2 separate regions of the Homo sapiens genome follow, and region 1 is linked to region 2. Evidence: read pairs that join two places in POLR2A ChIA-PET (ENCODE). Cell type or tissue: Panc1. All regions are shown on one strand.

Evidence for each region. ChIA-PET counts read pairs that join two places held together with the same protein. Peaks named below come from ENCODE experiments on the same cell type or tissue, not always from the same donor. Only the 100,000 strongest peaks of a DNase experiment are listed, where the experiment ranks them.
Region 1: POLR2A ChIA-PET joins it to region 2 with 9 read pairs; 1 of 35 experiments calls an interaction of 5 or more read pairs at or near these places.

The regions. Positions count from the first base shown.
Region 1 is chr10:4,576,147-4,584,146 of GRCh38, forward strand. No RefSeq gene overlaps it. Among named protein-coding and RNA genes, the nearest start is that of LINC00705, 76 kb to the right of the region's middle. In Panc1, no CTCF peak of the experiment used is centred here; no DNase peak of the experiment used is centred here; H3K27ac peaks cover 197 bases.
Region 2 is chr10:4,435,892-4,443,891 of GRCh38, forward strand. No RefSeq gene overlaps it. Among named protein-coding and RNA genes, the nearest start is that of LINC00703, 56 kb to the left of the region's middle. In Panc1, no CTCF peak of the experiment used is centred here; no DNase peak of the experiment used is centred here; H3K27ac peaks cover 1,909 bases.

The DNA.
Region 1 (8,000 bases), 140 kb after region 2:
GAAAATCCAGTAATGCAATCCAGCATATTAACAAGCCAAGCTAAAGAAGAAAAGCATATGCTCTTAACGATTGACCCAGAAAAAAGCCTTTAACAAAAGTCATCACTTATTCATGTTAAAAATTCTCTGAAAAATGTTAATGGAAGGGAACTTCATCAACTTTATAAAGAGTTTCTACTGAAAAACATAAATGAAAACAACTCTACAGCTTGTTCTACTTGATGATGAAAGACTGAATGTTTTCCCCCTAAGATGAGGAACAAGCCAAAATCTCTATTCTTGCCACTGTTATTTCGCATATTACTAGAAGTTCCTGTTAATGCAATAATGCAAGAAAAAATTGATGGGACACAAAACAAAAATGAAAAAATAAAACTCTCTATTTTACACACGACTTCATTGTCTACATAGAAAATCTCAAGATATCTAAACAAAACAAAATGAAACTCTAGAACTAGTTACTGAACTCAGTTATTACAGAATACAAGATAAACATACAAAATTTATGTGTATTTTTAAGGCTAACAATGAACACAATGAACAAGAAAATTGAAAATAAAATAACATTTAAAATTGTTTAAAAAGAAATAGGCATAAATTTAATAAAGCTTATATAGGGCTGGGCACAGTGGCTCACACCTGTAATCTCAACATTTTGGGAGGCTGAGGAAGGAGGATTGCTTGAGCCCTGGAATTTGAGACCAGCCTGGGCAAGATGGAGAGATCCCACCTCTACAAAATAATTATAATAATTAGTCAGGCATGGTGGTACATACCTGTAGCCCCAGCTACTCCGATAGCTGAGACGGGAAGATCTCTTGAGCCCAGGGATTCAAAGATCCAGTGAGCTGTGATTGCACCACTACACTCCAGCCTAGATGAGAGAGAGTGAGACCCTGTCATATATATATGTAGGACTATACGACTTGTATGCTGAAAGCTTTAAAATGCTAATGAAATAATTAAAGAGCTAAATAACTGAGGACACATACCATAACCATGGATTGGAAGACGGCATAGTAAAGACGCCTGTCATCTCCAAGTTTATATACAGATTCAATCCAGTGTCTATCAAAATTCCAGCAAAATTTTTGTGGATGCAGACAAGTTTATTCTCAAACTTATGTAGAAAGACATAGGAATAAATAAACAATTTTTAAAGGAAAAATGAAGTGGGAGGAATCAATCCAGTTTCCAGGCTTATGTTGATGCACTAATCACAACTGTGTGGTAATTCATAGTGGATAGACACGTGGATAAATTGAACAGAATAGAAAACCTAGAAATAGACCCACACATACACGCATGACTTTTATAAAAATTGATGAGTTGTATCTAAAACTCACATGGAAATATAAAAAACTATAGTTTTTTTATATATAAAGATAAAATATAAAAAGTGATTTATTTTAAAGCAGAAGAAAGTTGGAGGATTTATTCCAGTTGATTTTAGAACTGACTCTAAAGCTACAGTAAACAAGACTATGTGGTATTGGTGAAAAAACAGATGACTATGTCTATGAAACTACAGAGAATGTGTAGAGAATGCTTCTCAATCTTGGCCTGTTGACATTTGGGGACAGATAATTCTTTGTTGTGGGGCTGCCCAGTGATTTGTAGGACTTTATCAGCATCTCTGACCTCTATATACAAATGCTATTTAATAGTAGTATCTTCCAGTTATGACAAGCAAAATTGTCTGCAGACATTAACAAATGTTCCCTAGGGGGCAACTGGGCAAAAAATTACCCTTAATTCAGAACTACTTGTTTAGAAGTTGACCTACACATGTATGTTAAGTAGATTTTTGACAAAGATATCAAGGCAATTCAATGGGAAGCAGAAAGTTATTTCAAAAAATGATGCTGGAAAATTAGACACAGGTGCTTTACTCACACCGTAGAAACCCCAAAAGTAACTTGAAATGGATCACAGACATTAATATAAAACCTAAAACTAAAACAGGCAAGCTACTACCAAACACCTTCTGGAAAGACTGAAGACTGTGACCACACCAAGGACTGGTGAGGACATAGGACACACATACCTCTCAAACAGTGGGTGAGTATGGTGTGACAGCTTTGGAAAAAATTTGGCAATTCTTTTTGACAAGTAAAAAATACATCTATCTCGTAGTCTACTTGGGCTTCTACAACAAAGCACCACAGACTGGGTGGCTTATAAACAGAAATTTATTTCTCACAGGTGCGGAGGCTGGAAGTTGAAGATCACGGTGCCAGCAGATTCGCGGTCCAGTGAGGACCGGCTTCCTGGTTCATGGACGGCACCTTCTGACTGTCCTCACATGGCAGAAGGGGTGAGGGAGCTCTCTGAAGTCTGTTTTAGAAGAGCACTAATCCCTGATGGCCAGTGATGATGAGCATTTTTTCATGTGTCTGTTGGCTGCATAAATATCTTCTTTTGAGAAGTGTGTTCATACCTTTCACCCACTTTTTGACGGGGTTTTTTTTTTCTTGTAAATTTGTTTGAGTTCTTTGTAGATTCTGGATATTAGCCCTTTGTCAGATGAGTAGATTCCAAAAATTTTCTCCCATTCTGTAGGTTGCCTGTTCAATCATTCTCAGCAAACTATCACAAGGACAAAAAACCAAACACCGCATGTTCTCACTCATAGGTGGGAATTGAACATTGAGAACACCTGGACACAGGAAAGGGGACCTCACACTCCAGGACCTGTTGTGGGGTGAGGGGAGGTGGGAGGGATAGCATTAGGAGATATACCTAATGTAAATGACGAGTTAATGGATGCAGCACACCAACATGGCACATGTGTACATATGTAACAAACCTGCACGTTGTGCACATGTACCCTAGAACTTAAAGTATAATTTAAAAAATACATACATATATGTATATAAAGAAGAGCACTAATCTCTTTCATGAGGACTATAGTCTCTTGGCCTAATAAGCTCACAAAGGCCCCACCTCCTGATATCATCACTTTAGAGGAGGGGATTTCAACATGTGAATTTTAGAGGGATGCACATTCATACCACAGCAACCTACTATAACTAGAAGCTCTGCCACTAGTAATTACTTACCCAAGAAAGAAAGCCATACATGTCTATACAAAGACTTATACATGAGTGTTCATTGCAGTTTTATTTGCAATTACCAAAAAAATGGAAACATTCCAAAATGCACATGATAGGCTTATGGATATACAAAATGTAGTATATTCCATTGAAAACTACTCAGCAATATAAAAAGAGCAGCCTTCTGAATCATGCAACAATATGGATGGATCTTGAAATAATTCTGTGAGTGAATAAAATCAGACAAAAACGTACTGCTCTATAATTTCATTTATACAACATTCTTGAAATTGCAAATTAATCCATACTGACGAGAAGTAAACCATTGATTGCAGAGAAAGGGTTGAATGAAGAGATGAATGCACAACGGTGTGAAGAAACTTTTGGGGAAGGTAGAAATGTTGGGTATCTTGATTATGGTGTGGTTTCACCCAGCATACATATGTGAAAATTCTTCAAATTGTGAAATTTCTACATGTGCAGCTTCGGAGGCATAAATTTTTCCTCAACACAGCTGAAAAAATTAAATTTAAATTGGCACACAGTTAACCCACTAAAGAAAATTATGGTTTTACTTTGTAACTTTTCCAGTTTTTGAACAAAGCTCAGATCATAAAACTGTCTCAAGAATAACATTATTCCTGGACATTGTTGACTTAATAGAAATCACAATTTATACATTTTGAAAAGGAGAAAAGAAGTTTTTATTTCTTAGGGTTACAGCCTGCCAGGTGGCCAACCTGCAGGTTGGCCTCTAGTCAAGACCAAAGACAGGCACCATGAAGGAGGAGGGGTTGGGGTAGGACATACATATTCAACAGGTTACAGGAGGAGTTACGAATATTCATCAAGGGGTCTTGCCACATGGGCATTGAACAAACGTGCATGTAACATATGATCCATGTTCACTTTAGGGTGGAGACAACATTCAAATGCATTGCAATCAGGCCGTACATGTCAAAAGGTCTTTTCAGGACATGAAGTCCTGACAGTGTGCAGCCTCTGGAATCATTCCACAGTCAATGGTCTTCTTATATGAAAAAAAGCTACTGAAATCAGTCTCTTGTCCAGTCAAAGCTGGAGTCATGGCTTGTGGAACAGGGGGTCACTTAATCAGGGTCCAGCAGTGGATGAGCTGCAAATTCTTTCACTAGTGCTTATCTCCAGGCCAGTGCTTATTTAGCTGCTAGAGAAAGACAAAAAAAAAAAAAAAAGCTATGGCAGTGAGAACAAGCTTATTCTTCAAGGGTAGGTAAGTGACTTAAACCTCGCCTGCCATGGGTTTAGGTTCTGTTTATAATTTGATATCGTATTGTCAGAGAGTCTGTTCTGCCATTCTTATAATCTGTATTTTAACATCTATGCTGGTCAGTTGTGTCTAAACCCCAAAAGTGAGGGAGTATAATGAGCCATACCTCACCGCCCATCCTGTCATGTCCAGGAATTCAATCTTAAGGGTTTTCTGGCATCCGCTGGGCCAAAAATGAGTCCATTCAGTTAGTGAAGACTTAGAATTTCATTTGAAGTTTTCAACATAATATAGACTTTGGGATTATTTTTGCCATTTTTTTCCCATCGTGTGGTACCATTTAGAATTCTAATATATTCAGTTGCTCCTCAGAGGATAGTGTGGCTTACCAAAATTCCTCTCCTAATTTCTAAATTAAAAATATCTGGATTAAAAAATATAATTTGGATTGTCACTAGCAGACTTGAAAAATAAACGCTAAAATAAAAATATAAGAGTAGGTATATTTTCAGTTAAAAAATTCAGAGGCAGTAGGTGCTAAATGCAAAATGCAATTAGTAATTAATTGATTGATTAAAATTTTTCTTTAATCCCAGAACAAGAACCTTATTTAAAGGCTGAGGATGGTTTACACATGTAAGATTATTAACTAAGCCAATTGGAATTACAGTGAATGAAATAAAGAGTATTTGAAAAAGTATGATAACATTTGTTAGATGTGAATTGAAACATGAAAAAGAAAATTCTTTATGCAAGTGAATTAGACAACGGAAAAATAGAAAATGGAAATTCTTTATGCAAAAATGAATTAGATAATTCTCAGAGCATTTTGCTTTTTTCTTCTTTTTTTTTTACAAAACTTGGAAAGCAGTAGGTATGCAGATTCCGTATTTCAAAACAAAAGACTTGACTGTGATGAATGCCCCTCATGTGTCATCTTCTGAAAATCCTCCTTTGGGATAAATATTTTCCTTGCATAGATTGAAGATAACTTGATAAGAATTTTGGATTCTGGTGGAAAAAAACAAATCAGATGGATGTTTAGAAAATTTTACTGGAACTCAATTATTTGTGTACAATACCCTCTCCAAATCTCATGCTACTTTTTGGGATCCAGCAGCAACACAAGCTTTAGTACTAGAAAAGTGGACTGCTGTGCTACCAACGGGAAAAAATCAAACCCATAATATGAATGACAAGGCTTTCCAAATAACTACTACCCCCCATACACCAAAATACCTCAATAATACTAATAACCTTTTAAAGTAAAGAAATGAGAATTTCTTTGAGGTGAGATTTTGAGATAGATTGTAAGTACAAATACATTGATAAGCACTTACAAATTTAATTATAAGGACATCACTTACCTACAGCAAAATGATGCCGCATTAACACATGACCTCAAAACCATCATTAACAAAAAACTTAACATAATAAATTCTCATTTCACCCATGACTTTGCAAGTCTTCAATTTAGACGAGGCTCAGCTGAGCTGTTTTAGACAGGCTCACTCACATGCCTGGCAGGTTAATGGCCCTGGGATGGGGTAATGGAGTGTCTGAGCCATGTGTCTTTCATCTTTCTCAGGTTGGCTTGGGCACATCCTCTGGCACAAGTGCAAAAGTGGGTGATGGTGATTGGCAAGCATGCTCCCTCTGCAGGCACTGCACTCACTGACTTCCCATTACTCAGGTGATCACAGGGCTGAGTGCGGAGCCACCCTGGAAGGGAACCACAAGGTTGTGCAAAGGAACAAAATGTGGGTCATCGTCTGGACTATTCTGTCCCATTGATGCAACTTTTATCTTTACCACACTGTCTTAATTACTGCTATATTTTTATATTATGTGTCATGAGTTCTACATCCTGTTTCTCCAATTTGAAGAATGTTTTTACTTGTCTAGGTTTTTTGCATTTCCACAAAAATATCAACCAGCTTGTCAATTATTATTATTTTTTTGAGCCAGGGTCTCACTCTGTCACCCAGACTGGAATGTAGTGGCACAATTATAGCTCACTGCAGCCTCAACCTCCTGGGCACAAGTGATTCTCCCACCTCAACCTCCCTAGTAGCTAGAATCTCTAGTACAATGATGAACAAAAGTTCTGAGAAAAAAATCCTTCCTTACCCCTGATCATAGGTAGAAAGCATTAGGTATTTTAACATTAAATGTGATACAAGCTGAGGTTTTTTCTTAGATGCTCTTCTTTAAGTTAGGAAAGATTCATTCTATTCTTAGTTTGTCAAGAGCTTTTATCACTAATGAAAGTTGAATTATGTTAATGCCTTTTTTCATTTATTGAGATTTTCATATGATTTTTCTGCTTTATTCTGTTAACATAGAGAATTAATATTGGTTATGTTCTAAATATTACACCAATCTTGCATTCTTGTGGCAAACCCCACTTAGTCATGATATATAGTCTCTTCTGCATATTTTTGTTTTTACTTGGTGACATTTTATTAAGAGTTTTGCATCTATATTTGTGTTGGACAGACAATAAGGTGACCGAATGGTCTCTGACTACTAGCAGTCACAGCTTTGTGAATTCTCCGTGTGGAATCCCCTCTCGTTTTCTTGAGTGTGACCTGTGATTTGCTTTTAATCAACAGAAGGCAGCAAATGTGATAGATGTCTCTGTTTATATATGTGATTACATCATGGAGGATGTGGCTTTCATTAGGCCAGGGGACTCTTTCTTTTGGAGACTGAAGAGGCAAGCTGTGGACTGGAAGCTGGTGTGTGGAGAGGACCCCATTGAAAGCAGATTACAGCAGCCTCTATCGCACTGCAACACCCTTATGAAGGTAAACGCTGCTAACAGCTGCCTGAGTTTGGAAGCAGATCCTTCCCCATTTGACCCTCAGATGAGACAACAACCGTGGCTCACAGCTTTCTTGTAATCTTGCAACTCTGAGACAGATGGCAGAATCCACAGCTCACAGCAGGAGGAGCAGGACAAAGATGTTTGGACCCTGGGAAAAGTTGTCTTTAATTCTGAGCAGTTGCACTCTAATACACAAGTCCATCAAGTGCCTCATGCTCCCTTTCCTGTTCTTCATAAGAAAAGTGAGCACATCACTTTTAGACTTTAGAAAATATTCCTGCTTTTGCTTTGTTTTGTTTTCCTGTGCTGCTTCAGTGGATCAGTGCCTAAATTGATCAATAATTTTACCAACACTTCTGCCACACTTGCCTTTGATATTTTTCTCCATTCATTGTTTTATGATTGCTACAGCTGTGCTCATTGCCTTACAGTGGTTTTTGTCTTTTTTTTAGGTGTAGCTCTCTATCAGGTTGCCAGTAAGCAGTCTGGATCCTTCTATTCTTCTGAGCCCCTCTTGCATACCTGGGTTCAAGCACATCTAAGTATCACTAAATCCTGCTACACAAAGAGCATTCCATTTTACTGAAAATAGAAGCTAAAAAGGAGCCCACAAGAGCCGATTTTTTTTCCATTTTTCAACTTGCAGGAAGTATTTTTAACAACTTCGGAGAATAGAGCAGTCATTTTCAAAATTTTCCTTTCCTTCACATGTGTTCAAATTTTCTTTTTTTCAAAAATTTTAGTCCTCATACTGTGAGTCCTTCTTAGTAGTACTGAGAGTTTAGCTCACCATGTCTCTCAAGACAGTAGAGACCCCACGGGTACTTGGACTTGCAGTGCCAGCCATGATTTTCCAAAATGTTTA
Region 2 (8,000 bases):
AAAGCTTTTGGACATCTCACAGGGAGATGGTCCCTATGTCCTCTCTTACAGATGCACATGGACAGCCTCACCCTCCCTCTGGGGCAGCTATTATGCATTCAGTAATGCCCTTTCAGTCCTTAGCCATACTCAAATATGACAGTGAGTTTCCAACCCTTTTTTCATTCCCCTTGTTAAGTGTCAGAATTGCATTTGACTTTATGTAACAGAGAAGTCCCAGATAGCAATAATTTTGAAAGAAAGCAGTTGGTTTCTCCCTCACAAGAGAAGAAAGCCCATCAGCTAGCAATCTAGATGTCTTACAGGCACTCCATGAAGGCTTAAGGCCTTTCTGCTTTCTGCTTGTCATCCCTGTTCTGTGTGGCTCCCATATTCATGGTCCAGTATGGCTGCTGACATCCAGTCATCAAGATAGAATTCCAGGCAGTAGGTGGAGAAAGAGGGAGGATCCCTTCCCTGCATAGAATATTCCTGGACTTTTTAACTCCATACTTGACCTGGTTTTGACTCCTGCAAGTCCTCCTTCCTCTGACCCTCCCTGATGGAATATCTAGGAGAACACTTCCAACCTGGTCCTTATGCCATCTGAGCCAGCACTGCCAAGAATATTCTCAAACAAAAATGGGTTTCTCTCAATATAAAGAGGATCTGTTTTTAAAAATATCCATTGGTTAGGAAGTGGAGGAAAGCTTCATCTACTGATGGAGGTAAATTTGCTGCTTCTGGTGGCATTTTAGCAACATCTGTAAGAAGACTTCAGTGAGGAGAAGCAGACATCAGTACCTCCCAAGTCCATCTGATCCTTAGTTCTTGTTTCTTTCATGTCAGCAGTAGGCACATTGGTGCCATGGTTTTCAGATGCTAGAACAGTGGTTTGGAGATTGATAGTATTCTTGCAGATAGGAAGGGCAAAAGCTCACGCTGGAATGCCTGGACTGGAAAATTCACATGAAGCTTTTTGCAAAACTTTTTAGATACATGAACTTTTAGAAAAACATATGTCATTTTTCTGATTGCAAATGTAGACTGATTGTGCATATATACCCATAAATTTTGCTAATGGTGTGGGGATCATTTCAGTCCAGTCCTATAGTTTGCTGGATTATAATTCAATGTCTGCTTTGTGTTTGTTGGGACATTTTTATTGGCTGCGCAAATTTCGACAAGTCACCTAGTAGCTATGACTGTGATTGCAGTTTACTTGAGAATAGACTGGGGATGATGACCCCGGCATCCCGCAGAAACACCTTAAGGATTTAACGTTTTACCTGCATCTACATTAAAACGCACAGTATCTCTCAGATATGTATGTGTATGATCGCCAGATGGGAGCTATCCGTATCTTTCTGAAACAGTCACTGGCGCTGTTGCTGTGTGAGTACAATTGCCTTCATACTCATTACTGTCTGCTCATTGCTGATCACTGTAAAACTGAAAGAATGTCTCCAAACATTCTGCTTTGAAATATAACTCAATTTATTTCAAAATGTTATTTTCACTCCAAAATAATGTCCTTTGTTTTATTAACTTCATTTTTTTCCCAGCACATAAACTCATTTGCTTTTCATATTTTATATTCACAAGCATTTCTTTGTATTATCCATTAATTAGCAGAGCACTACATATGTTTTAGAAGGATGCTATTTATGGACAAAATAGTAAGGTTACTGTTTTTTTTCCCCTTTCTAAATAAAAAATATATATATTCTTTAAATCTTTCTGTTTGCAGCCAACTCCTGAGGACATCTGTAAGATTTCTGCTTACTGTTGAAGATAAATTTTTCAGTTAGTATGTCTTCTTTGTAATTCAATTACTTCCTGTTTCAATGCCAACTTTGTTAGATTATGATCAGTTTTTATGTATACAATGCCAATTGCCAGCTATTGAGATCCTAGACATGGTATAAATATTTAACATTAATAATAATACATTTTTCCTTGTCCTGTGAAGTATGATAAACATCTTTACTATTTTTATCATGCAGGTAGAAATTTACTTTAAAAATTATAGTCACTTATTTCATTTGACCCACTTTTTAAGAAGCCATTGATATCCTCAGGGCATTTTTTTTTTCATTCCACTTCCCTCAAAAGGCATTGTGTCTATTAAGGAGAACTACTTCTCAGTATCTAACTGAATCTCACTTCCACAAAGTTCCTCTTATTTAGCAAAACATCAAGTCTTTTCTGTGTAATTTACATTCGGCAATGATGTTTACACCACATTTTTTGTTTATACAGAGCTACAATGCTATAAAATAGAGACCTAGGAGAGTCAATTTATTGCAAAAACATAAGTTAAAAAAATAAAAAAAACTATTAATCAGTCCATCCCCACAAATCGATGATGAAAGAGGAGCCTCTGTTCCTTTTCACAACTGCAGAGAGCTCCGGAATTGGACTCCAAGGTAATTGCTTGACTCCCAGAGAGTCCTTCCCCTTCACACTGATGCTTTATAGATGACTATTGAACTGTTCCTGGAACACGACAAATCTAAATTAACCTGAAATACAACAGGGATTTCAGGAGTTAGATCACGAGTCCAGAGAAGAATTTGAAAATATCTCTATTTCAGGAAGCCTTATCTTAATTATTTTTCTTATCAATGTAAGCATAACATTTTCAAACGGTGCATGATAAGCCTAAGACTTAAATACATATCAGCCTGCTGCCATATCCCTCTAGCTCCCACCACAAAATTCTAGACACACACCTCAACCTCCCACCCTTGGGACAGAGAGATTTCTTTAACTGGCGTTTTTTGTTTCTATGAATGCTATTTATTGATTCTATCACCATACGTTTGCCATAAAATGACCAGGGTTGTTCTTTTACAATGAAATACTTCTTTCTGTAAAGCAGTATTTCATTGTAAAAGAACTGGCTAAAACAATGGGTTGGAAAAAGAAAACATAATTCAATTTACTGTTTGGCTCATTGATAAAACACAAAACATGCAAATAATGACTATCAAAACAAAATGAAACAAAACAAACAAAGGAAAAAATAACAGCAAACACGGGTTTATTATCTTCCTTGGAGAAGGCAATGCTGTGGAAAATAATGAATTGAATAAATGCAGGAAGACACCCCATCATATAAGGATAAGAAGAAAATGCTAAACAAGTTGATTCACTGAACTGACTGGTTAGATGAATAAGCTAATTATTGTCACTATGTTTAGACTGACCCAAACGTATTGTTACAAATTCCTAACATTCTGTTCTGTCTAAAAAGAGTGAATAAATTTTCTCTTTCCCATGGTTAGTGTATTGGGTGCCAGGTAAAATATTAAACTAAAAATTCTCTTTAATCCCCGACCTTGACACTATGTAATTCAAATGAAATGACCTCTTACCAGGTCTATCTTTTCAATTTAAAATAAAGGAATGAGACTCATTCTGTCTCATGTCTTTTAGCCAAATAGAACATACGTAGGGATGGGAGAGCTCACTGACATATTCAGGAGAAATGGGAAAAATGAGTGTCAAACCCCATATTGAATAGGAATTATGCACAATGAATCTCTGATGACCTGTTGCTTATGAGGTTAGTCTTATTACACAAGTGCGGAATTAATACATTTTAGAAATGCAATTTAATTTTTAACTCATGGTTAATAGAAGTAAAAACATGTACTTAAAAAGATTTCAGCAATATCATAAGATTGATTTTAATTTGGATGCTTATGGTTTCCTCTTCCAAATGAGCATTGAACTGGCATTACATATTAAAATTAATTAATTAAAAAGGCTAACAACACCTTAAACAAATTAATAACTCCTAAAATGTCTCTCTACACATAAACATGGAGACACACAGTTGTGGCACGGACTGTCAATTAAATAATGCACAGGCAATTGCTGTTGAGTAACAGAAGATTTTTAAATCAGATTAAATAAAACATGAATTACTATTAGAATTACAATTAATTAAACATATAAAAATGATACCTGATCTACAAGCTCATTCAATTCTTACAACACTTCCTTAGAGAAGAAGCCAGCTTTGAGGGTACTTATATGCCGTTTTTTTAAAAAATAAAATTATCTGAAACACATTTAGACTCACAGGGCTGTTGCAAAGAGAGTACAGAGAACTCCACTAAGCAAACTCAGATTGCCACTGGTGCAATGTCAGAAATTAAATTGCTGGTTTTATTTGTATTTATTTCACTGATATTTCTGCCAATGTCCATTTTCTGTTCCCGGTCTGGTCCCAGAGCCCACATTACATTTAGATAATATGTCTTTTCAGTCTCCTCCGATTCCACCAGTGTCTCTGCTGTGGCCTGAACACTGGGGACTGTTGTGGGGTGGGGGGAGTGGGGAGGGATAGCATTGGGAGATATACCTAATGCTAGATGACGAGTTAGTGGGTGAAGTGCACCAACATGGCACATGTATACATATGTAACTAACCTGCACATTGTGCACATGTACCCTAAAACTTGAAGTATAATAATAATTTAAAAAAAAAAAAAGAAAGAGCACAGCCAGAGCTGCTGCCAAGCAGCACCCACTTAGAGACTGTGTGGTGCGTTCGGCTCTTCAGAACTCCAGTAAGGTCAAGAGCTCTTCTGGGCACACCGATCAGGGCTCAGGACATCAAGGTATCCCGTGATGCTTGGTGTCAACCTTGATTCCTGGTTAAGGTGGGTCTGGCTGGCCTCCTTACTATACAGGTACTGTTGTCTGTTAGTGGACAACAAAATTGTATAGGAGACATTTTAAGGTCCTTTGAATACCCTGTTGCTCCTTATACTTTCACCTGCCGGCTTTCTCATTTTAACATTTATTTAATCCTGCCCACAGCAGGTATTTCTGTGTTGTTTCAACGGTAATTTTCTATTTCCCTTACCCTTTATTTACGGAAATTCATTTGTTAGGGAGGTTTGTCTCTCATCCTCTTTTATTGTAATTTTTATTTATTTAGAGACAGAGTCTCACTCTGTCACCCAGGCTGGAATAGAGTGTTGCAATCACAGCTCACTGCACGCAGCCTTGATCTCCTGGGCTCAAGTGATGGTCCCATGTCAGTATCCCGAGTATCTGGTACCACAGGCACGTGCCACCTTGCCCAGCTAATTTTCGTATTTTTTGTAGAGATGGGGCCTCACTGTGTTGCCCAGGCCGGTCTCAAACTCCTGGGCTCAAGAGATCCGCCTGCCTCGGCCTCCCAACGTGCTGGGATTTACAGGCGTGAGCCACCGGGCCCAGCCCTGCTTATTTATATCAATATGCACCCATGGGTATTGATTTTCCGGCTGCTCGGATTGTTCCAGCGTTGACCGTCATTGCTCTTTCAGGTGTTTCCTGAGCCTTTTTGCATGCCTCCGGCTTATTCTTTCTTTTCTTTTTACTCTCTCACCCTAATTAAGCTCCACAAGATGTTACATGCTTATATAGTATTGTTCTTCCCCAGCTTTAGAATCTTCTCTAAGGGGCCTTGGTTTCTTGTATAGGAAAATGCTCTTTAGAAACTAGATCTGTGACCTCACATCGTGTGTTCATTGCTATGGAAATGTCGCAATTTCTAAAGTTCTCTCAGCGGACAAAACAGAAAACATATATATGTATATTAACCCATGTATACACACATATATATTCATTTCTGTGTTTATTCCTATGAATTTATATATATGTATATATATTTTTCTTTGACTTCATGCTGATATCTTCCATCCCAGTGCAACACGACAAAGTTTATTCTAACCATTTCCCTTTGCTTACTTGAAACTTCCTTCTCCAGTAGTGAGAGAGCTCACTCTCATTGGCTTCTATATATTTAATTATTTTTTAACCTTAAAACATATCAAACACAACTTCTGAATTTCTTTTATGGTTTTTTATCTAAGAAATGTCATATGGTCCAGCATCACTTATTAAATATTTTATCATTTTGTTTTTTATCTAAGAAAAGTCACATGGTCCAGCATCATTTATTAAAAGTAATATCTTTTCCCATTGCCTTACCTTGACACTTTCGTAAGACAGCAATTGAAGGTCCATATGTGTGTCTAGTTCTCAATTCTATTTTTCCCTTTGATCCTTATTTTTATCTTTACACCGATACCTTCCGTTGATGAGCTCTACAACTTTATTGTTCTAAAAATAAAACCGTGATAAGTCAATGTTTCTTCTTTTTTAAATAACAGCTTTATTGGATTACAATTTACGTACCATAAACTTATCTTGATTTAAATAATAATGCAATGATTTTGGTCTATTTACTGACCTGTGCCAACAATATATTGTGAGAACATTTCCATCATTTCAAAAAGAAACCTCATGCCCACTGGCAGTCAATCCCTATTCTCACCCCCAGCCCCAGGTAACCACTCATCTACCTCCTTCTTTGTAGACTCTGCTACTCTGGACATTTCACATAAAAGAAACAATACAACATATCCAGGATTGCATCTGGCTTCTTCCATTTAGCATAGTGTTTTAGCGACTCGTTTGCATGGTAATGTATTCCTGTACTTTGCTACTCTTTATTATTGAACGACATTCCATTGTATGGTATACCATATTTTGTATCCATTCACCATTTGATAGACATTTGCATTTTTCCCACTTTTGGGCTCTTATGAATATACTGTTCTGAACATTTGGCTACAAACGTTCATGTGGACATATGTATTCATATCTTTTGGGTAGATGCCTAGACTTGGAATTGCTGGATCATATGGTAACTCCATTTTTAACTATTTGAGAAACTGTTGCACTGTTTTCTAAAGCAGCTCTATCATTTTACATCTTCATCAACAAAATATGAAGACTTCAGTTTCTATCTATTATTGTCAACACTTATTATTATCAGTTTTTTTGATTACAGCGTTCTTGTTTTTCAATTTGCATTTCGTAATGATCAATGTTGTCTCTTTTTTCTTTCTTTTTTAACAGTCATTCATATGAATTCTTGTTGAAATGTCTTTTTAAGTCTTTCAACTATTATTTTAAATTGATATTTTTGTCTTATTATTATTGAGGTGTAAAAGTTCTTTTTATATTCAAGTTCTGTATCAGGTGTATTGTTTGCAAATGTTTTCACCGAAATTACAATTTTGTTTTTCATTTTATTAAATCTGTCTCTTGAAGCACAAAAATATTAATAATGATAGAATCTACTTTATATTTTTTCTTTTATGGGTCATGCATTCATTGTCATATTTAATAACTCTTGGACTCCAGATAAGTTGCAAAGATTTTTCTCCCATGTTTTCTTCTAAAAGTTTTAAAATTTTACCTGTCCCATTTAGGTCTACGGTGATATTTTAGTTAATTTTTGTGTAACGCTCAAGGATCTAAAGTCAATGTTTACAGATGTCTAATATTTCAGAAGCACTTTTTAAAACATTGTGCCTTATGAATTGAATTGCCTTGAAACTTTGTCAAATATCAACACTAAAACTGTCACTGAACTCCCAAGTCTTCTTCATGGATTTGCATGTGTATCCTTGTGCCAGTAGCACATGGTCTTGGTCTTGATTACTGTAGGGTTAGAGTAACTTTTGAAATTAGAAAGTGTGAGTTCTCTAATTCACAGAGTACTTATACTTTCTAATTCTGCATTTCAAAATTGTTTTTCATATTCTGTGTGCTTTCCATATCCATGTAAATTTTAGGACTGGGCCTGGTGTGGTGGCTCATGACTGTAATCCCAGCAATTTGGGATGCTGAGGCAGGGGGATGCATAAGTCCAGGTGTCTGAGCCCAGCCTGGGCAACATAGTGGGACTCTGTCTCTACAAAAAAGCATTTTAAAAAAATTAGCTGCATGTGGTGGCATGTGCCAGTATCCCTAGCTACTCAGGAGGCTGAGGCAGGAGGATCAATTGAGCCCAGGAGGTTGAGGCAGCAGTGAGCCGTGATCACACCACTGCAGTCCAGCCTGGGTGATAGAGTGAGACCCTGTCTCAAAAAAAAAAAAAATAAATGAATAAATAAATAACTTTTAGGACCAGCTTGTTAATTTTTGCAAAATAAGCCATTGAA